Regions from separate parts of the Homo sapiens genome. Here region 2 is linked to region 1. The links are chromatin loops, found by intact Hi-C in ENCODE. Cell type or tissue: Calu3. All regions are shown on one strand. Each heading gives the region's core, and the rest is flanking DNA. Links, peaks and the distances in the headings are about the cores only.

What was found. A loop is a pair of places that touch in the nucleus more often than their neighbours do. Peaks named below come from ENCODE experiments on the same cell type or tissue, not always from the same donor. Only the 100,000 strongest peaks of a DNase experiment are listed, where the experiment ranks them.
Region 2: a loop joins it to region 1, with 2.5 times the contacts of the local background. A loop is called at or near these places in 3 of 110 quality-filtered maps.

The regions. Positions count from the first base shown.
Region 1 is chr15:85,662,680-85,674,093 of GRCh38, reverse strand. AKAP13 (A-kinase anchoring protein 13) reads right to left here. Exons shown (of 37, transcript NM_007200.5): 13 at 9,339-9,531; 14 at 4,264-4,372. Among named protein-coding and RNA genes, the nearest start is that of LINC02883, 90 kb to the left of the region's middle. RefSeq lists an enhancer at 5,837-6,006. In Calu3, for the core only: no CTCF peak of the experiment used is centred there; a DNase peak (open chromatin) is centred at 5,913.
Region 2 is chr15:85,488,502-85,499,915 of GRCh38, reverse strand. The region is part of intron 2 of AKAP13 (A-kinase anchoring protein 13); the gene reads right to left. Among named protein-coding and RNA genes, the nearest start is that of AKAP13, 110 kb to the right of the region's middle. In Calu3, for the core only: no CTCF peak of the experiment used is centred there; a DNase peak (open chromatin) is centred at 5,275.

The DNA.
Region 1 (11,414 bases), core at 3,039-8,038:
TGTTTCCAGGGATGCAATCAAGCAGATTCTCTATTATTTGAAGCATCTTCTGGGTGGGAGCAATGAAAAGGTTAAAAATACAGCCATAGAAAGGGATCATCTGGGTCGGGCACGGTGGCTCACGCCTGTAATCCCAGCACTTTGGGAGGCCGAGGTGGGCAGATCATGAGGTCAGGAGATCGAGACCATTCTGGCTAACATGGTAAAACCCCATCTCTACTAAAAACATGCAAAAAAAAAATTAGCCGGGTGTGGTGGCGGGCACCTGTAGTCCCAGCTACTCGGGAGGTTGAGGCAGGAGAATGGCATGAACCCGGGAGGCAGAGCTTGCAGTGAGCCAAGATCGTGCCACTGCACTCCAGCCTGGGCAACAACAGAGCAAGATTCTGTTCTGTCTCCCCAAAAAAAAAAAAAAAAAAAAAAAAAAGAAAGAAAGAAAGGGATCATCTGTAATAACTGAATTCTATACATGTGAAAATAAAATTTATTTTTAAGTTCTATCAAGAAACCATCTATGTTTCCCAGCACAGTGGGAGAAAAAGGCTCCACACAATCTTTCTCTGATGCAAGGAGGAGAAATGCTGTGAACACATTCCATGGAGAAGTTTCTCTCAGGGCAGTCCTCCCAGGCACCAAGCCTCATGACACAGCCAGCACCTGTGCTACTGCGACCCCCTAAAAAATTGCCGGCAAGTCACGCTCATCATATCCCACCCTTCGAATCAAGACAGGAAGTCCAAGACAGGAGACACTGCAGCTTTTCCCGTCCTCTGTGGTTCCTAAAGAAGCTACTGCTTGCCTACTCTCCACCCCAGAAAGTGATACAGAAATATTTTAGTCACCCTCTCTATTCAGTATTTTCCTTTACATCAGTAGATTTTTTAAAAAACAGATCCCAGCTTAGAAATAATGCTACAAGTTTGTCTGTTTTTCTAATCTAGCAAATGACCCAACAAAAGACATTCTGGACAACAGCTCAGTGGAAATACATTTCCAGAAATGCTCAAGTTTTACTGACAGCTGTGATAAACTGTGGTTGAGGAAACTAATAATTTCTTTAGAAGGAAAAAGAGCACAGGTAAAAGCTGGAAAGCAGTGAGATTAGGATGAGTTTAGAAAACATTCTGTTCCTAAACAAGCACACTCATAATAAACAGCCAAGTGCAAGACAACAAGGGACAATGTCCTAGCAATGGTGAGCAATGTTTAACCTTGCTTAAGCTCTGGGCAGAGAAAAATGGACCCTGGCACTGTTCTGGTTATTGTGAACAATCACACTCCACAATGACAGCATGTGCTCATTATATGACAGAAAATATGCTATGGACTTCAAATGAAGTCAGATTTAAGCCACATCACATTATCATCCCCATTTAACAGTTGAATTGATGCAGAGAGTTTCAGTAACAAGCTCAAAGTAATACAGCTACTAAGTGTGCTTAAAATATCAGTTAAAATATTTTGAGTGTACCAAACATTTTAGGCTTTAAAAATCACTGAGGATTTTATTTATGACACTATTTCAGTTAGGGAGACTATGACCATAGATGAATCATGCTGAGTATTTAAGTGACTTGGAATTGAACACTTGAGCCTGGAGCAAATTATGAAGTATCAGTTATCCCGATGCTTAAGGCATACCACACACACTTTAACACAAGTTTTAGTCTTCTCTTTAGTCAGAATTTTAACATTTCCAAAATGATGTATTATGTTTCTAGTGTAGAATAACAAATACAGGTGGGAAACTATTTTAATTGTATATAGGAGGAACTAAGGAGAAATAGTGACATTAAGGTTGATGGGTCCTTCTGTTGCAGCATATGCTATTAGGAAGGTACGTGGGGCTAGCTATCATTCCAGCCTGCATGAAACGTACACTACAAATCAGAATGAGGGTATTACATTTGGATGAAAGGAATAAACTCTTGCTTGAAGCTCCACTTTTGACAGCAGTCTACTACTGCAATCAGGTTCCCTAGGTGAGTTGAGCAGAAAAATTCTCAGCAACGGGAAGAAAAGCTCTATGTGTCAGAACCTCTAGAATAGCGCTTTGGGGAGTTAGCTGTATTATTTATAGTGTTTGGATAGCAACTGAAAACACAGTCAAAAAGCACCGTGTTTTGTGAAGGAAAAATAATGAAGTGTTTCATCCACAAGGAAAGAAAGCATGTCACAAAATATAGGAAAAAGGTCTCTCTATGGGACACATTCTGTTGGTACTAGTTATCTGTTGCTGTAGAAGTACAATATCCACTATGTCACGACACTTGCTGGTCACGGAAGGAGGGGACGCTGAGCTGAAATGTCTCACTTAGAGTGCCTTCCTGGCCTTCTCTGGCTACTGAGTGCTAGCATTCTGGCTTATCAAATTCACTGCAAACTATTCAATTGTACTTTCCATTCTATACAAGCCAAACATCTAACTCAAAGCCAAATTAAAAAAAAAAAAAAATCCAAACAAGCAAAAACAGGAAAAGCTATTTCTGTCACAGTTCTGGGGGACATATCTTTGAAAATAAGTCTCCGTTAGACACCTTTTGTCAAATACGCTAGATTTGTATTTGAAATATTAATCACATGAAAACAAGAAAAAAGTTAACAGAATCACCCATTATGTCTTTCTCTCTCTCTCTTTTTTTTTTTTTTTTTTTTTTTTTGAGGCAGTGTCTCACTCTATCACCCAGGCTGGGATGCAGTGGTGCCATCACAGCTCACTGCAGCCTTGACCTCCTGGGCTCATGATCCTCTTGCCTCAGCCTCTGAAGCAGCTGGACTACAGGCATGTGTCAGCATGTCTGGCTAGAGTCATCCATTATGTCTTAATTCCACTGTGAAAATTTTAAAAATTAGGATTCCAGTAAGTCATGAAGTGAGATGGAACATCCCATGAATATAGGGCATCTGCTTCTGTCACCAACTCTTAAACTGAATTATATCAGGGAACAATGAGGAAACCCCATAAACACCAGGAGAGTGTGTTTATTTCCTTTGCTTCAGCCTCCGAGACACATGGTCTTTCAGCAAAGAACATAATGTATCACTCACTCCCTCTCTGATGAGAATTTAATCTTTATATCCAGATCCCACACAGCAACTACTCATAAAAAAATCAACATTTAAAAAATAAAAAATGAGGCTTCTCAAAGAACAAGTTGCCTTTTTTGTGACAAACAACACTGATCCAATCCAAGTATGTTTTTGAGCATCACAAGGCCCTGCGCTTATGGATGCCATGACATCTCTACATAACTTCCAACACCAGTTGATCTGAATCCGCATACAGGTCCACTAACCCCTTTCAGATGCAATCCTACTGGCCCTCACTGAACTAAATCTCTGTCTCAGTCTTGCTTTGTCCTTCTTGAGCTTGACATTGTTGAAAAGCTCAGGTCAGTTACTGTGCGAGGTTTCTCCACTGACAAGTTTATGGAAGACAGAGATCAACTGAGGAACTTTTTAGATTAAAGTGGACTAAAGAGATATGACAACTTAATTCAATGTATATTCTTAGATTGAATCTTGGACCCAGAAATAAGTGAGAAAATTTGAAATCTGAATAAGGTGTACATACTAGATAACACAATTTTATCGATATTAATTTCCTGATTTGGATAATTAGACTACTGTAATACAGTACTACCACAGTATATAAGAGTATAAGGTACTCTTATATACTAATGCTAGCACTCAGTAGCCAGAGAAGGCCAGTATATGGTACCCATATACTATGGTAATATAAGACAATATCTTTGTTTTTAGGAAATATACACTAAATTAGAGGTAAAGGAGAGTTATGGATATAACTTATTCTCTCAAGTGTTTCAGAAAAAATCTTTAGGGGAGTGATAAAGAGAGGGAGAGAGGCTGGCGAAACAAGTATTCTAACATTTGAGGACTGGACGTGAAGAATACATGGGAATACTTTGTACTATTTTTGCAATTTTTTCCCCAGTGAATATTATTTGTAACTATTTTTCAAGTCTAAAATTATTTCAAAATAAAAAAATTTTAAAAAGTGTGTCAGATTCATGCCCACAAATACAATAAACTTAATGTATTAGGGATATTTTTAGGTAAAAGGAAGAAGATCTCAAGATAAACTCTATGCCACCTTTTCTGTTTAAGTGCTGAGCCATTCACTCAAAGAAGTAGTAAGCAAATTTTGGCAGGTAATGTTATGGGGCCTTAAAGTGAGAAAAATAATAGGAAGAGTGGTTAAGATTTAATATATTTAATTTTTTTAAAAAGTAGTATACTCACTGTCCAATCCAGGATGGCTGATTGTCATTAATGAGATGGATTTTGTCAATGGAGAGGAAATGGCTGATGTACAGTAATTAAATCCCTGCTGCTTAGATCTGTGACATATCTGTGAAGTAAAAAAGTGAAGAACACGTTGTAAGCATATACTCTCATATTTCTAGATAAGCATAAAACCTTATAATTAGACCCACATAGTAAAATAAGGCAGTGAAGAAGCGGGTGAGAGCACAGGCCTTGTGGTCAGACAGACTTAGGTTAAAGTCTGCTCCTGCTACTTAACAGCTGCTCAGTTTCAGAGAAGTTACTTAGCTTTTCTGAGGCTTAGTTTTCTCATCTGTAAAATGGGGATCATTAGAGTATCCATTCTTTACAGTGGTTCTGTATCCCTCATAGCATCTAACAATGTTTCAAACTTAGTAAGTACTTAATAAATATCTGCTGGATGCATAATCACTTAAAAATAATTTCACTGGAAATATCAAACTACATACAATACTTGTTCTTTGAAAATCTAAATATTTCTTCATACAGATATAGTAGAATATCAGTAATAGTATTCTGATTTTACTTTATTTATTATTATTTTTTTTTAGACAGAGTCTCACTCTGTCACCCAGCTGATGTGCAGAGGCATAATCTTGGTTTACTTACTGCAACCTCTGCCTCCAGGTTCCAACAATTCTCCTGCCTCAGACTCCTGAGTAGCTGGGATTACAGGTGCGCGCCACCACGCGCAGCTAAATTTTGTATTTTTAGTAGAGATGGGGTATCACCATGTTGGTCAGGCAGGTCTCGAACTCCTGACCTTGTGATCCGCCTGCCTCGGCCTCCCAAAGTGTTGGGATTACAGGCGTGAGTCACCGCACCCAGCCTATTTTTATTTTTGAGACAGAGTCTCACTGTGTCGCCCAGGCTGGAGTGCAGTGGCATGATCTCGGCTCATTGCAACCTCTGCCTCCCAGGTTCAAGCGATTCTCCCGCCTCAGCCTCCTGAGTAGCTGGGATTACAGGGGTGCACCACCACGCCCAGCTAATTTTTTGTATTTTTGGTAGAGACAGGGTTTCACCATGTTGGCCAGGCTGGTCTTAAATCCCTGGGCTCAAATGATCCACCCATCTCAGCCTCCCAAAGTGCTGGGATTATAGGTGTGAACCACCAGGCCTGGCCTCTGATTTTAAATAATTGGAAATTGAGATTCAAGTAAAGTGTCTTAAGATCACAAACAAAACAACAGTGTATCTGGAAAGAAGCCTAAATCTCTTCCCTATCCTCTTCTAAGATGATAGTGATTCTACATGAACGTAAAGGTAACTGAAATTTGATAATTTAACTCTCTCAGTAAATTCACAGCAGCTTTGAGACCATGTAATCCAACCACCTGCAGAAGTTCCTGGTACAACATCCCTGAAAGACAGTCATCTAGTGTCCACTAGCACACTTCTGGTGATAAGAGCCCATTCCAATTGTTAACTGACTTTATCATTAATCCTTTCCCTTCACAGAATGAAATCTGCCTCCTTATGACTCACATATTGAAAGGGAAGCAGTGAAAAATCCGTTACTAGCATGAACTTGACTCACTTAGGCCAGACTTCTGATTATTTAGAGCTTGTTTCATGTGTAACCATGGCAGCTGAGGCAAACAGTTGCTATGTTTCAAATACAACTGTGAGGTCTAAAAAATGACCTCAGTGAAAGGCAGAGACTTTTAACAGGAAGTTGGCTACAGGCAACTCGTCTAGATCAGAGTGAAACAAGCAGCTCAAATGCCTACTCTGAGGTTCCATACAAGATAAAAACTATGGGTAAGTAGAGATTCCAGGAAGGCTAAGCATAGCAAGGCACTAAAACAACAACTTTATCTAGAAAGACTGAATCAGAAAGTCCACTTCAGAAAGACAGTCCATTTTAGAAACACATCAGTAGTAGTAACGTCTTACTAAAATGCAGGGTTATCTGTCAAATTCCCGGAAATATCCATCTTAGAAAAGGTATCACATAAATAATATTAAGAAAATTAAATCATTCTTATTTCCTCCTTGAAAACTCACCTACTCCAAAAACCTGGAAAAAAGCAGAGAAATTAATAGCCAGGAACTCTTGAGTTTAATACTGTTCAGCTAATAGCCACTTACACGGCCTTAGGCAAGTCATTTAAATGAGCTGGAGCTAAATCTGAAGGGATATGTCAGTCTTGGCCTATGATTCTGTTTACAAATCCACAATTTTGGTATTTTACCTCATCTTGTAAATGATTTCCAAAGGATTCTATAAATTTGAAATGCAATTTATTTTAAAGATTTTTTCACTGTTTATTTACCCTTAGCAAAGCTGTGCTCAGTAGCCATCCAAGAATTGTTCCTATTTTTTTCTTCCTTTCTCTGTTACCATTAGGCTGAGTAAATCTAAATCACTTGCTTCAACAAGCATATTCTTCATATTCTTATTTTTTCTAACTCCTTCTGAAGTATCAGAACAAGTAGAAAAATTTTTAAAAGGGGCAAAATTCACTCTTCAACTGATTTTCATTATGCCTAAATCTCTTTATTTGTCTGGTCTCACACAAGCATAAGTGTTACAATAATTACTAAGATAATCCTTCAGTGTCAAGTTTATATTTGGTCATGTTAGTGCTTCATAGTAGGATGCAATAAAAATTTAAACTTCTACACAAAGTCCTACTCAGCAAATCAAGGAAGAGGTTGTCAATGTTTTTGTTTAATTAGAAATGTATCATTAGATTCTTGCCTCAAACTCCAGTCATCTATTCAAAAACAGTTTTTTTTTAAATTGTAAGTGTTTCATTTGGAGGAAATAAGATGCATCCCAGAATGCTTTCGTAAATTAATCAGTCTTCTGACCCAAGAGGAAGAGAAAAGACTTGCAGTGAGGTACAATGATATAAAAGCAAATAATTTGAATTCTCAACTCAAAAGCTCCCCAAGGGATTGTCAAAAGTGGTAAGTGATAATGAGGACATCCAGAAGATGAGAACTAAGAAGTCACTTTGATTTGGCTGACATGGAAATCCATGACCTTCAAGACAGGAGTTTCAAGAGACTGGTAGCAGCAGAAATTAAGAGATGATTAGATGGTGATAAAGAGAAGGCAAAGGCCAGGCACAGTGGCTCACACCTGTAATGCCAGCACTTTGGGAGACTGAGGCAGAAGGATCACTTGAACTGGGGAAGTTGAAGCTGCAGTGACCTGTGATGGCACCACTGCACTCCAGTATGGGCGACAGAGTGAGACCCTGTCTCTAAATAAGTAAATAAATAAATAAAATTTTAAAAAGAGAAGGCAGGGAGCATAGATGCTCTCTTAAGAATTCTGGTAGGCATCAGAGTGAACAGGCGACCTACAGAAGGCAGAAAATTTTTGCAATCTACCCCTCTGACAAAGGGCTAATATCCAGAATCTACAAAGAACTTAAAAAAATTTACAAGAAAAAAAAAACTCCATCAAAAAGTGGGTAAAGGATATGAACAGACACTTCTCAAAAGAAGACATTTATGCAGCCAACAGACACATGAAAAAATGCTCATCATCACTGGCCATCAGAGAAATGCAAATCAAAACCACAATGAGATACCATCTCACACCAGTTAGAATGGTGATCATTAAAAAGTCAGCAAACAACAGATGCTGGAGAGGATATGGAGAGATAGGAACGCTTTTACACTGTTGGCGGGACTGTGAACTAGTTCAACCATTGTGGAAGACAGTGTGGCGATTCCTCAAGGATCTAGAACTAGAAATACCATTTGACCCAACGATCCCATTACTGGGTATATACCCAAAGGATTATAAATCAAGCTACTATAAAGACACATGCACATGTATGTTTATTATGGCATTGTTAACAATAGCAAAGACTTGGAACCAACCCAAATGTCCATGATAGACTGGATTAAGAAAATGTGGCACATATACACCATGGAATACTATGTAGCCATAAAAAAGGATGAGTTCATGTCCTTTGCAGGGAGATGGATGAAGCTGGAAACCATCATTCTGAGTAAACTATCGCTAAGGACAGAAAACCAAACACCGCATGTTCTCACTCATAGGTGGGAACTGAACAATGAGAACACTTGGACACGGGGCGGGGAACATCACACACCGGGGCCTGTTGTGTGGTAGGGGGCTGGGGGAGGGATAGCATTAGGAGAAATACCTAATGTAAATGACGAGTTAATGGGTGCAGCAAACCAACACGGCACATGTATACCTATGTAACAAACCTGCACGTTGTGCACATGTACCCTAGAACTTAAAGTGTAAAAATAATAATTTTTTAAAAAAAGAATTCTGGTAGGGATGGGAAGGAGAGAGAATCAACTGACATTTCCTGGAAGGTGTAGTAAGAAAGTTTTGTTTTTAATTTTTTTCCTACAAAGGAGAAACTTGGGATATGTTTTAGAGAATTGGGAAAATTAATAACGATATGTAGCGTATTTCAAGATTCAGTTTACTATTGAGAGGGTAAAAGATGGTCTCAGATAAGAAGGAAAAACTCAATTTAATATCCTGGATACTTTCCTAATTTTAAAAAGTGTGCCTTGATGGAATATTTAAATCTATGCAGATTAACGTAGTCTTTATTTTTTCTTTTTTCTTTTTGGAGACAGAGTCTTGCTCTGTCACCCAGGCTGGAGTGCAGTGGTGCAATCACAACTCAATGCAGCCTTAAACTCCTGGTCTCAAGTAATCCTCCTACCTCAGCCTCCCGAGTAGCTGGAACTACAAGCACAAACCACCATGTCCAGCTAATTTTTAAATTTTTTGTAGAGATGGGGGGTCTTGCTATGTTGCCCAGGCTGGTCTTGAACTCCTGGGCTCAATTGATCCTCCTGCCTCAACCTCCCAAAGCACTGGGATTATAGGCATGAGCCACCATGCCTGGCCCTTTTTAATTAGGTGCTAAACACTTGGTTTAGTGCTAGATTAAGTATATCATATAATGGGTAAGTAATCATAGCTACTAGCCTTATACTACCAGAAGCCTTGCCTTCTATGTTCATATTTTGTGAAATATATTTTTTCCAAATTAGACATATTTAAGACTTACCTGCTGATCAAACATCCTATGTTCTCTCTGGTCTGACTCCAGATCCTCTTCTGAAAGTGACACCAAAGAGTCAACCCGTTCCTCACCACTGAATGGGTGTCTGAGCTCTTCGGCATTTGCAGAGCTTACTTCTAGAGATGAGGATGGCTTGTTTCCGACACCAGCTCCTCCTGTCAAGCCTTCTAGACTGAAACTGAACATAGGGCACAAAAGTTAATTCATTCTATTTCTGGGTCTCAAAAACAAAGGAGGACACAAAATCCCTTTGGGTATATCTCCCTTGTTTGTGTATTATTTCTATGTCAGCTAGCAAAACTGTCTAAAAGGGCATGGCACAAAGAATACTACCTACCTTTCCCCCACAGATCTTGGAATACTGAGAAAGAATACTGCACTTAGATTTTCTTACCGCATTAAATTTATCCAAATGTTGAACCACCTAAGATCACTTCTCAGATTTTTTTCTACACACTATATGGACAGACCATAGTTATCTGATATTTTATATATGTGTTTTTTCCTTGATCTAATTAATCTTTGTGAATCTAACTCTACTAATGCCAAGTAATTAAATGTCACAGAGAAAATACGAGCTTAAGTAACTTTCAGAAGGCAAACTGGGTAACTTGCCCTTATGTCCATTAAGTGGACCTTTATAATTTTACATTCAAGTTGACCTTTATAATTTTACAGGTATGCTTTCACCCAAGAAAACCCAAGTGTTACTCATGAGTGTTACCATCTATGCACACCTGGCCAAACAACTGCTGACAGACTTCTCGAGAATTGTTAGTTGCAACAGGCACATATAACACCTTAATGAACAAATGCTGAAAAGCAACCTGGTCTAAGAGTAGAAAGAGTTGTAATTTTTTGCCTGGATATTGGTAAAGGGAACAAAGGCAGTCAGGATTTGGCATTTTAAAGAGGATTCCTCCAAGACAGATTCTGTGGTTTGCAGAATGAAAAGCATTTTCAGTAAGCAGAAGGCTACAGAGACAGGTTAGCGATTTAACCTCCTTGGGTTGCTAACTAGAGTAATTCACATCTGTTACAACTGCAGCGGAAACTTCTTTAAAATAACCAAGATCTCGAAACATAGCTGTAGCTGACCATGTTCTCCGCTAACAATGAGCTGGAATTCAATCTGAAGGTATACTGAAGCTACTTAGTTACCTCCACTCAAGGAAAACTGTACAGAAAATTGCTCCAATTAAGTTCATACCTACCAGTCCAGGACTTGTATTTGCTTTTTTAAATTATTTATTTATTTATTTTGGTTTTGTAAATAACTTAACGAACTGAAGCCATATAACTCTATTTTCTCTAGTAGGTAAACTAAACAATGGATATGTTTTTCTTCAATATAATAGAAATCATGACTAACTACAAGTAAATGACTCTGTAAACCTCATTTTCTTTCTTTTCCTATTTTTTTTTTTTTTTGAGACAGAGCCTCCCTCTGTTGCCCAGGCTGGAGTGCAGTGGCACGACCTTGGCTCACTGCTACCTCCATCTCCCGGATTCAAGTGGTTCTCCTGCCTTAGCCTCCCAGGTAGCTGGGATTACAGGCACCTGCTACCGTGTCTGGCCAATTTTTGTATTTTTAGTAGAGATGGGGTTTCACCACGTTTTTCAGGCTGGTCTCCAATGCCTGACCTCAGGTGATCCGCCCACCGCAGCCTCCCAAAGTACTGGGATTACAGGTGTGAGCCACCATGCCTGGCCTGTAAAACTCACTTTCAATACCAGGGATAAGAGGAGGGGCTAAGTGAAGAAGAAATTACTTGAAAAGCCTAAGAAAACCAGATCTATGCTTACTGCAAAACTTAATTCTGAAAATGTTTTAGTAATTAAATCTGGCTGTTCAGTTGAGAGAAGAATATGAAACGATGAGGAGTCTCTGAATTTGGAATCTACACAGAATGGTGGATTTAGAAGCATAATAGAAATCAGTGCATCTTATTAGCTGCCTTGGTTCTTTGATTGTTTTCTTCGGGTTCCAAGAATTTTTAGGATCTGAAAATCAAGACAAACCAAAACAGAGAGAGATAAATCTGTGCAGAAAACATCAAA
Region 2 (11,414 bases), core at 2,774-7,773, 170 kb after region 1:
AGCAATAAAATAATAATTCAAATACAAAGCCCCTACCCTCAAGGAACATAATAAACGGAAAAGGCATGCATACAAATGTGCATCTGAAGTGCTCAAGCTCTTATTACAAAGTCTGCACAGAGTAGCCGGGGCATAGGAGTAGGAGTGATGGATCCACAGGAGGATGAAAGCTCAGGAGGGGCTCCACAGAGACAAGTGGCAGGAAATGAATCCTGAAAGATAAGTGTTTTTCTTTATGCATGTGTTAGGGATTGGCAGGGCTCGGGGGTGCAGTTCAGAGAGAGGAAGAGATGCCGTTAACAGTTTCACATGGCTGAAGGCTAGCTTACATAGAGTTGGAATTGGTTTACCTGAAGTACCAATGACTCAGCACGGGATCCATGGCTAGGGATTTTTAAACTCCAAATGCTGACATCAGAATACTGCTTTCATTTATGCTGTCCAAAAATCAGTCTCAGCAGCCCGTCTACAACCTCATTTCAAAACCTACTGCTCTTACCAATTCCATCTGCATCATAATCTGCGCTGCTGCTACTACTGCAAAGCATATGGGGCTTTAATTATCTACAATCATACAAGGAATAATTCGTGAAAAATTCTAAGTGACATAAAAATATCATGAAAAAAATGTGAAGTGCTAATTCCCTTAATTATCCACTGAAAATCACTGCTATCTCTTACAAAGAGATACCCAACCCTGTATTTGATAGTACACACCTTGATATTATTCTGAGTCAATAACGCAGTGATAATTTACTCAGGAAGCTAGCCTTTAAAAAAGAAAAGCCATAGATCTGTCCTTCTGAAATAATATCTTACTTAATATATACACTTTCCCATGCATCTTTACAGGCAACCACTGCTGATGGGTTACACAGTCAGCCGTGTTGAAAAATGTAAATGTACCCATACAGTTCCAATTTAATTCATAGGAGGCTTTTCAAAACTATCCTCTTTGTTCATTTGGTTTATATGCTTAAACTTTGGAGTGCATCAGAATCATGTGAAGGGCTTATTTTAAAGTGACTTTTTGGGCCCCACCCTCTGGCATTTAGGTCTGAGATGGGGCGTAAACACCTGCATTTCTACCAAGTTCCTAGTGGTGCTCATGCCTGTGGCTGCTGGTTGCGGACCTCACACCAAGAGCCAGCGCCCTAGAGAAGTCCAGATGGCAGTCATTCCAGGTCACCCCACATACCAATTACCACTGAGAGTAAGCAAGTTTTATAGGATGTATGTCTTACATTTGAAAAAGAGATGGTAAATAGAGTTCAGTGCCAAAGACAACCTCTAAATGTAGATGTGATGTAAGCATCAAGCTTCAATAGTATCAACCTGGGGAGCTGATAGTGAAACCATCCTCACGTGCAGAGATGAAATGGGAAGAGCAAAAGTTTTTAGTTTGAATTACCGCTTCACCTCTTCCTAGCTATGTTCGTTCATCTATAAAATGGATCTCACATGGGTGAGGAGATAAAGTAAGTTACCTTACAAGGAAGGTGTTCAGTAAAAGGTAGTTGCTACCTAAGCTAACAAGGGAAAGAGCTCTCAGCGCAAGTATTTATGCAGAAGATGCAAGACGAAGCCACACAATGTAACTTTACATGCACTATGTCAAAATAACGGGGGTACGTCTCTTTTTAAAACCACCTATATCTAAAGTTTTATCTATGATCTCGCTCAATGTGATATATATATATATATATATATATATATCTCACTTCATTTAATCCTTACTACCACACATTGTTGTAAAAAACATGACTGTTCTCCCTCAGGCTTCCAAGGCAGCTCCTCCTCCAAACTGTTTGCTCATTGATGCTACACCATTCTCCCTCTGTCCCTCACACTAAAACCCTCAGTGGCCATTCTGTGGCTCCTTGAGGTTTTCAGTCATTCTACCAGACAAAATCCATATGTTCTTCCTGCGGAACAGCTTCATCATCCCCAGATCTCATTCTGTGTGCTGTAACGGTGAAGTGATAGGCCTACCTACTTGACAGCCCCTCACTGCTCTCCTTCTACTCTTTATTTTGGGTATGACTTTCATCATGCTACTATTTGCCTGGTCAAAAGATCTCCAGTTGCTCTTCACACTGTTATCCTGTGTAAAACCCCATACTTCCTTTATCAGTGCTGACCAACAGAATTTTCTGCAATGATGGAAATATTTTCTATCTGCAATCAGTATGGTAGCCACTAGCTATGTGTAGCAACTGAGCACTATTTGATGAAGTGAATTTTTAATTTTATTTCACTTTAATTAAACAGTCACATGTGGCTAATGACTACATTACTAAACAGAGCAGCTATATATAATCTCATCTCCAGGTATCCTTCAATGTGAACTGCCCACCCTGGTCAAGCAAAGTCTCTCCCCACAACTGATAACACTCTTCCATGCCTTACTCCAAAGACTGTGCTTCCTCCTCTCACTCTGCTCTTCCCAGTCTCCACAGCCTATCTATCCAGGCTGGTAGAGCCCCCACCTTTTCTGAAAGCTTCCCAATTACATCTGCCAATATTCCATTCCTCTCTCCCTGCCATGAACAATCACTGTTTGCACAGCTCGTCTAGCAGCACTCCAACAGGTATTCCTTGCACTGTAATTTATCTACGCATGCATCTGAGCCCCTTCCTCCCCAGTGAAAGAATCTATTCCTCTAAGATCAAATGTCCCATTCACCTAATAGGTGCTTCACAAATACTTGTTTTAAATGAATTAAAGGTACAGAGTGATATATTTTAATCTTTCTTGGACAGCAAGACTCCTCTTCACTAGTACCAAATGGAAATTTTAATCCCCTCACTGTTATGTGATAGCTTGGCAAACACCCAGTTATTGAAAAAGTATCCTGTAAAAAGGCTCTGAAAAGTCTTTGACCTTTGTACCTTTGTCTGTTCTAAAAATGCCAAGGAAAAATGAGAAAATACTACTTACAAATGAAAAGCCCATTAACTTCAAATTCAAAGCAAGTTTCTGGAAACTGATTAAAAAGTCCAACAGAAAGAAACTGAAATTCCTGCTCTGTAAAACCATCAAAAGCTAGACGGAGGAACCCTTGATTTCCTTATTCTTCTGGCAGGTCTCAGATCTGGCTGGACAAGGCCACCAGCCCACAGATGCTGGAGCAGACCTATCAGAAATGTATTGTTAAGGCAAAGGCAGGTAATCCATTTAAGAGATCAGGAGGCTGATAAGGCTCTTTGTATAAGCAAAATGTATCCTAACAGCCAAGTGAGAAGCACAGCCAGGTTATTTCAGAGCCTGCTGTGGAAATGCATTTCCTAGGAAGAACGATAAAACTGTGCCATTACCAAATTAGTCTTCCCTATAAGGAGGCAACTGAGAACACTAAGCTGAGGTAACCTAATTTCTGTGGCCCTTCAAAAATTTGATTATTTATGCAAACTACACTTGTTCAGGAATAAATTTTTTTAACTGATAAAAATTTTAAAACCTCCTCCTCCTAATCACAGTATCTCCGTTTGCATGCTCGTCTTCTGAGGTCTGTTTTAATTAGCATAAACAGAGAAGCAAGTTAATCTACGCGCAAAGTCCAAGTCTTCACGGAGGCTGAAAATGTAAGTCTGGAGTAAACAGGAACCCAATGTGGTGGTAGAAAATCACTCTGATAAGCTTTTCTCGAGATCTAAATGCAAGTCCAGTGGATACGCTCTTCTGATTTCCCTTCTTTAAATGGGCTTTTGAGGGAAAAAAGGAGGTGGGGGTGCTTTGTAGCCACTCACAGGATGCGAACCCTACCATCCACCCTGGCTGTAAAGTGGATACAATAACCAAACCCTATATGTCTATTGTCATGATTAAATCAGGTAATGTGTATTAAGTGCTGGCCATGTTTCCTTGCCAAGAGTAGGTTCTCAACCAATAATAGCACCCTAACTTTTCCTTGGGAAAACAGAACAATATCATAAGGAACGGTCCCTATTCTAATAGAAACAGTTTAAAATCACTGGAGATTTTGTTTTGCACATTTTAAATAAAGAAAGGCATCTAGTGCCAGATAATTCTTTCTTATGGTGCTCTTCTATTATCAGGATGTTTTGCCTCCTCCCAGAAGCAGTTACATGCAAAAACATTTGGTACTGAGAGAAAACAAGAGAGGAAGGACGACATAATCAACCAGATCTGTTGGGGTTCTGGAAATTTGTTTTATAATTGGAATGGCTCTTCCCCTTGAAAATCTAATAAGTGTGGGTTTTATCCCAAACATATGGCAGGTAATGATTATTATCCCATATATTACCTTCGAGCATGCCTTGGAAAAAATTGAAATCTCACATCTGAGTAACTCACTGGCTTTAAAAAGTGTTTAATTTGCAGGGGCAAAAATATGCTGTTTGGCTTTCCTGAGGGAGACACAGAGATGTGTTCAATAGACCATAAATCTTAAGAGACACAAAAAAGCAAGTTTATAACTGAAGAATCTGAGATATGCACCCCAAATTTCTCCTCTTGAAATGTGTTCTTATAGTCGTTTTAGTTAGTGAATTATCAGCATCGAATACAAGCCATCTGAGTCAGTGTTCTGTAGAGCCAGCCACTCTGGAGTTACAGCTGCACAGATCATTAACCACAAGGGTCCAATGCCCACCGAAACATGTTGGAAACCAGTAAAGAACATTATTCTAACACAGAAAAAGCATCAAAGAACCATGGGAACTGAGCTTTACAAGAGAAAGCCTTACTGTTCCAGGGCCTTGGTCTTACTCTCACTGATCCAGAGCTAATGTGTAACCATCCTCTTGAGGAATCTCTAAGTATAAAGATGAAATAGCTGAGCATATACTTTATTGAGATGGCTATTACTGACTTTCCTATATCAAAAGTCACAAAACACATTTTATCTTGACTACTTCCTTCACTATAGAGGAATTTCAAATAATAACTGTAAACTATTTTCCAATGTACCTATAATCCATAAAGACAGTATAATCCTCACCTGTTCACTCCACCAAGAAAGGAGCACAATGCTATCTTTTTGAATATTCCTCTCTTCTTCATCTTCCAATTGCTACATTTTTTTCTCTTACTTAGCCCATTTGTTCTGAATCTTATACTATAACTTCTCTGCGCATGTACTTTGAGTATTAAATTCAAACCAATTAGGGACCTGCCTCCTGTACACCAGATAAGCTAATTATTTGCAGATTCTGCTACCTGTTCAGACCTCTCGTAACCTGCTGTGAAACTGCAGGCAACTTCCCTCAATCTCTCTCTGTAGTTCAATATCCTCACTCTTCCGGAAGACTGGGCTCAACCACTCCTAACATACAATGATTCCTATGACTCATCAAATTCGTCACCAGTCCTGACCTCTCCCATAAAGTCCATTCCTACATGTAGAACTGAGTGTGGGACATTCACTTGGGTGTAGTAAAATGATGAGAGGACAGAGGAAGTGACTTTCTCTGGCATATCAAGTATGGGATTCATCCACGTCGCCTAATTCTTGACAGCTATTATTTCCTTGTACCTTGCAGAGCTTCAGGCCTGGCCTAGACAGATCTCTTCCAGACTAAGCCTGGGGCCTGACATAAGGGGCATCCAAAGACCCTTTCCTCCTCCTTCATCAGAAGTCTAAAACTCTTGTTTCCTTTTCAGCTGTTAGTCTGAGGGAGGATTTATTTACTGTTTCTGGAGTCTAGTTGCTAGGTTGCTAGATCCAGTAGGGCTTAGAGTGTGGGAGTGGTGATAGATAGAGCCCATTAACTTTGATACCTTAGTTAAGGTGGTATTGAATCTCCATAATTTATCTGTTCCAGAGGAATTGGGCATATAAGAGATGGTATGAGTAGTTGTTCACTTTCCCCCTCTAAAGTTGTTTCTGGTTTGGAGGTATCTTTTGCATATTGGATTTTCCTAAAATGGGGTACCCTTGTTCTGCGCAAGGTGTACCCTTGAATATAGGTGAAAGGGCTAATGTCAACAGAGAGCTCATTTTGAGTGATAAATTGCCTGAGGTTTAAGGGGGCATTGTCTCTGCCTTTGTGGATACACATGGTTATTTAAGAAATGTAATACATTTTTTAATACCAACCTTTCCTTCATGTGCTTGGCTTTTTCTTTTATCATCTGACAGCATCCCTCGTCCCTTACCCCGTCTAGGACAAGACTATGCTTTGTATCTTGACAGTGAGGAGAGCTCTAGAGACAAAGGGGGCATGTACTATGTTCATAAAAAATAGAAGCAGTCACATGGCTTGCTATAAACAAATGGCTCAGATTATAACTCCCAAAAGAACTAAGATAATTCAGGACTGGAGAGATATAGGCACTATTTCTAGTACGCTTCTTCAACTAGGTAAGATATTATCTCACAGAATGCATCTCTGTAATAAAACTATCAAACACACTCAGCTGTACTTCACAGGGATGCTGTAAGGATTTCCTTACAGTTTCAAAGGTTCCACATGCACCATAAAGACAAGGTTATCACCTTCATTTCCCTGTTGGCCACACCTTCAGTAACAAAGGTGACATCACTAGCTACTCAGGGCCTATGCTAGGCAGATTAATGAATGAAACCTGGGAAACAAATGAGCAATTTTAAGAAAAGTAGCTCTGTCAAAATGAAGTGAATTTCATTAAAATTTTAGTAGTCTTATCTAAACTGTAGTTCATTCACTCACTCAATGAATGTTTACTAAGTGCCTACTATGTTCCATATTAAAAATGGTCATTATAGCTCAGCTGAGTATTACATTTCTTAAATAACCATGTGTATCCACAAAGGCAGAGACAACGCCCCCTTAAACCTCAGGCAATTTATCACTCAAAATGAGCTCTCTGTTGACATTAGCCCTTTCGCCTATATTCAAGGGTACACCTTGCGCAGAACAAGGGTACCCCATTTTAGGAAAATCCAATATGCAAAAGATACCTCCAAACCAGAAACAACTTTAGAGGGGGAAAGTGAACAACTACTCATACCATCTCTTATATGCCCAATTCCTCTGGAACAGATAAATTATGTAGATTCAATACCACCTTAACTAAGGTATCAAAGTTAACACTTCCAATAATTGGAAAAGAATACATCATGTGTCCTCCTAATGTGATACTCCAAGAACATCACTCATGTAGTCCATTGCCAAAATCATGACAAAACATGCTACAAAATAAAATTAAGAGACTAAAGAGATATAATGTGTTTAAATCCTGGATTGAAAAAGGAAAAGGGTGCTATAATGGACATTATTGGGAAAATTAGAGAAATGTGAATATAGACTTACATCATGTAAGAGTATTACATCAATGTTACAATTCCTGTTTTTTGTTAATTATACTGTGGTTATGAAGCAGAATGTCTTCATTCTTAGGAAATATATGCTGAAATATTTAAGGGGAACAGAGTATACTGTTTGCAACTTTCAAATGACTAAAATAAATAAAAATATGTAATACAGAGAATAAGCAAATGTGACTAAATTTAACAAGAGTTGATAGAGGTGAAGTTATTGTATTCTTCTTGTAACTTCTCTGTACATTTAAAGTTTTGTTTTGTTTTTTGAGATGGGGTCTCGCTCTGTAGCCCAGGCTATAGTGCAGTGGTATGTTCATAGCTCACTGCAGGCTTGAACTCGTGGGCTCAAGCGATCCTCCTGCCTTGGCCTCCCAAGGTACTAGGATTACAGGCATGAGCCACTGTGCTTGGCCTTGGAGTTATTTCAAATAAAACCCATTAAATCTTTTAAAACATGAAATGGAAGAGTAAACTTGGGTTACCTATTCTTTAAAAGGATTTTATTTCTGCAAGTCTCTATAATATTAAGTGCTATGACATGTTTGCATCTTATGGAACAGTTGTGGACTTGGTATTTGTAATAAGACATCTTGGTATATAGAAGAATGAAAATGAATTTCAGAGTAACCATTTCTGGGTAAAGCCCCACTTCTGCCATTCACTAGATGAACCGTCTTAACCTTATGTTTCCTTATGTATGACGAAAGTAACGATGCAGCTTTCTCTGCTCTGGGACTGGTAACACTGCTGTGAGCACTGCATGCATTAACGTAAGGCATGCAAATGTGCTTTCTTAACTATGAGGTACTATGCAAACATGAGCTCTTGTTTTTAAGGAGCTGTCAACTAGAAAGGTTACAGGTGATGCAAATGAATTACACAACTGCAGGTAAAGTACCCACAGAAAACTAGAGAATGAAAGGACTACTATTAAATCATATTATACACCACTTATTCAGGTTCACAAATGGAGTAACAGTACCAAGTTTTGAAAATAGTTTTTTTCCTCCCAAAAAGCAATCCAGCCATGAAACAATATAAAAACAAAGAAGTATTCTTTATTACACTGTCCTCTCATAAGAGCCAAATCTGCTAAAATATATATATTATATATAAAATATATAATATATATAATATATAATATATAATAAATATATATAAATATATACATATTCCTCAATTCAAGAACATCCATTTATATCTAAATGTGGATCTTAATGACAACTAGAAAGGACTAAAACTATTTTTTCCTCAAAAGGGTAGTCCAAAATATGTATGTTTAAACTATCTAAGAATCCCATCTGCCCAGGGTCAGCAGATCCACATTAGGATAAATCCCAGTATCCCTAAGAGGTCTGACTTGACCTCAAGCCAGAAGGAGCTCTAATGTTTTCTGAGTACACACAGGGATAGGAGCTGTAGTAGGGTTCAGATGTGAGGGAAGGTAGGCCCAGGGAGATTATCCAGTGGTCTGTTAAATCCTACAAGATCCAGCTTCTTCCTCATCTCCTCCCTAAATCTCCAACCTCATGCAGAAGAGATTGGACCCCTTCCCCTTGCACTCATTAAGCCCCAGCCACTGTTCTGTTCCTCAAACATATTAAGTTACTACTTCTCATTTTAGAGTTTCTGCATTTGTTCCCTTGGGCTAGAACACTTCTAGGAGCTTCACATGCTGGCTCCTTCAGGTCTCAGCCTAAATGACATGCCCCTCAAAGGCCTTCCCTGACCACCCAAGATAAAACAGCCCCTGGTCAGGCACAATCACATCGCCATTTCATTTATTTTCATAGAACTTTTCTTCCTGATATGTTATCTTGCTGTCTTCCTTCTTCTCACTACAATGCAAGTACCAGGAGAGCAGGGACCTTCTGTTTTGTTCATGGCTAAATCTCCAGCATCCAGAACAGGTCTTGGCACAAAGAAGGCACCTGAATAAAAGAATAAATTGCCCAGCTCCAGCCCAAAGTTTACTTCCAATCCTGATGTATAAGTGAAATTAAGAAACACCAGGAACAAAATGTTTAAGGCTAAAATGCAACCCAGGTTTCTGGAACTCCTTTCTTGACTCACTTTGTCTTCTACACCACAGTCCACTATACTAATTCCATCCACTCTTTTAGCTTCTCAAAGAGCTCATCTATTCTTACAGTCACATGGTGTCAAAAGAATCAATTTCTTAGAGAAGACTCAAACGATTTCACTTCAAAACCAACTTCCTTGCTCTGTAGTTTCAAGCACACACCTCCACCTATGAACAGGATACCCATGTGACTTTATTTAACATGTGTAAAGAACAAGATCATCATCTCCTTCTTCTCTATACCCAATGATGGCATCAGCTGTCACTCACACTCAAGTTCTCAATCAACTGTCATTCATGGTTCTCTTTCACTCCCTATAGTCTAATAAAGCATTTGGCCCTGCTGTTTCTTTTGAAATATTTCTTGCATCTGCCACTGCCTCTCCATCTTTCCTCTCTCTAAACAATCCAGGCCCTCATACCAAGAAGGATACTACTAAGCTACTCAGAGTTTTTAGCACTACCACTAAATGGAACTGAAAATGCAATTCTTATGAATTCATCTGGCAATAATCATTACTTTTGTGGCGACTGTGAGAAAAACCCGACTTAGTGATGTAACTAGCTTGCCTAACATAAAGGTTGTACTCATGCAATCAGAGCTAACAGACAGGAAAACCAAGGCATAGCCATATTGAGCTACTGGTCTCCAAAGTTTCAGGCCAGGGTCCTGCACATTTTATGGTGAACATTTCATTGAAAATAATTCATTAAAAGAGCTTAATTGAAACATCCAACAGTACTGCCACCTGTACACTTTGGAACCTTCCTTACATTTTTAACTATTGCAACGTATTCTGGACACATCTTTATTCAAAGTCTGATTAAAATATTTATTTGGAGTCCAGCCTATTTGTCTTAACTGACAGATAAAAGTTCTTCTCCGGGTACAGTGTTTTTCCTTATTTAGCAGCAATATTCTCCCTTCTAATGATGATACTCACCCCTGGCAGATCCCAAATATGATCTAAATGAAAATCTTCACAGTCTTTGTTCTCTTGCTTATTTCTTTGTCCAGGTGCAGAGAACTTCCCCCACCACCCTGCTCAATGAGCCATCATAAAACAGCTACTTTTCCTCACCAAAACAGCATAAATCCCTGCAACTTGACTCAGTTCACTGAGAATCCAATACACTGTTACTCTCCTTTTAAAAAGGAGATAACATATTGCCCCATTAAGTATTACTGTTGATGGACATACTTGAATCCTGAAGTTTAAAGAAGTATTCTTCAGTAGAGCCTGCTCAAGTCAATTAAACACAAACATATACAAAGCACTTAGTGTATTAACTATGTTACTCAGAACTGAGCTGTGCTTCCCTAACAGAATGAAACTTTTTAAAGCTTAACAAGGTTTACAGTGGTTTCTATGACTTAAGTCCAGAAAACAAAGGTTCAATTCACAATTTACCACCAATTAGCTGTGCCATCTTATCACAACATCTTCAGACCTCGTTTCCTCATGTCTAAAAGGGAGAGGTTGAAGCATATATTAGCTAAAGTATTTACTAACTCTAAAGTTCTCAGGCTCCATGATGGCAAGATCAGAGAGTTTCTAACTGACCTAACTGCATTTATCCTTTCCTTCCCAAGTATCCTTTATCACTAATTTTCTCAAACTACTACTCTATTAGTTTTCTACTGCTGTTACAAAAAATTATCACAAACTCAGTGGCTTAAGACAACATAAATTTATTATCATATATCATTTCTGGAAGTCAGAAGTCCAAAATGACTTTCACTTGTTTAAAAATCAAGGTGCCAGCAGGGCTGTGTTCCTTCTAGAGTCTCTATGTGGAGAAAGTGTTCTTTTGCTATTTCCAGCTTCTAGAGCTGCATTCCGTAGCTCATGGGCTCCTTCCTCCATGTTCTAAGCCAGCAGTGTAGCATCTTCAAATCTCTGACCACTGACTCTCCTGATACTCCCTCTCACTCATGAGAACTCCTGTAATTACAACGGGAAGCTCAGATATTTCAGAATAAGCTCCCATCTTAAGATCCTCAACTTAATCAAGTATGAAAAGTTCTTTTTGCCATGTAAGGTAAATATTCACAGGTTCTA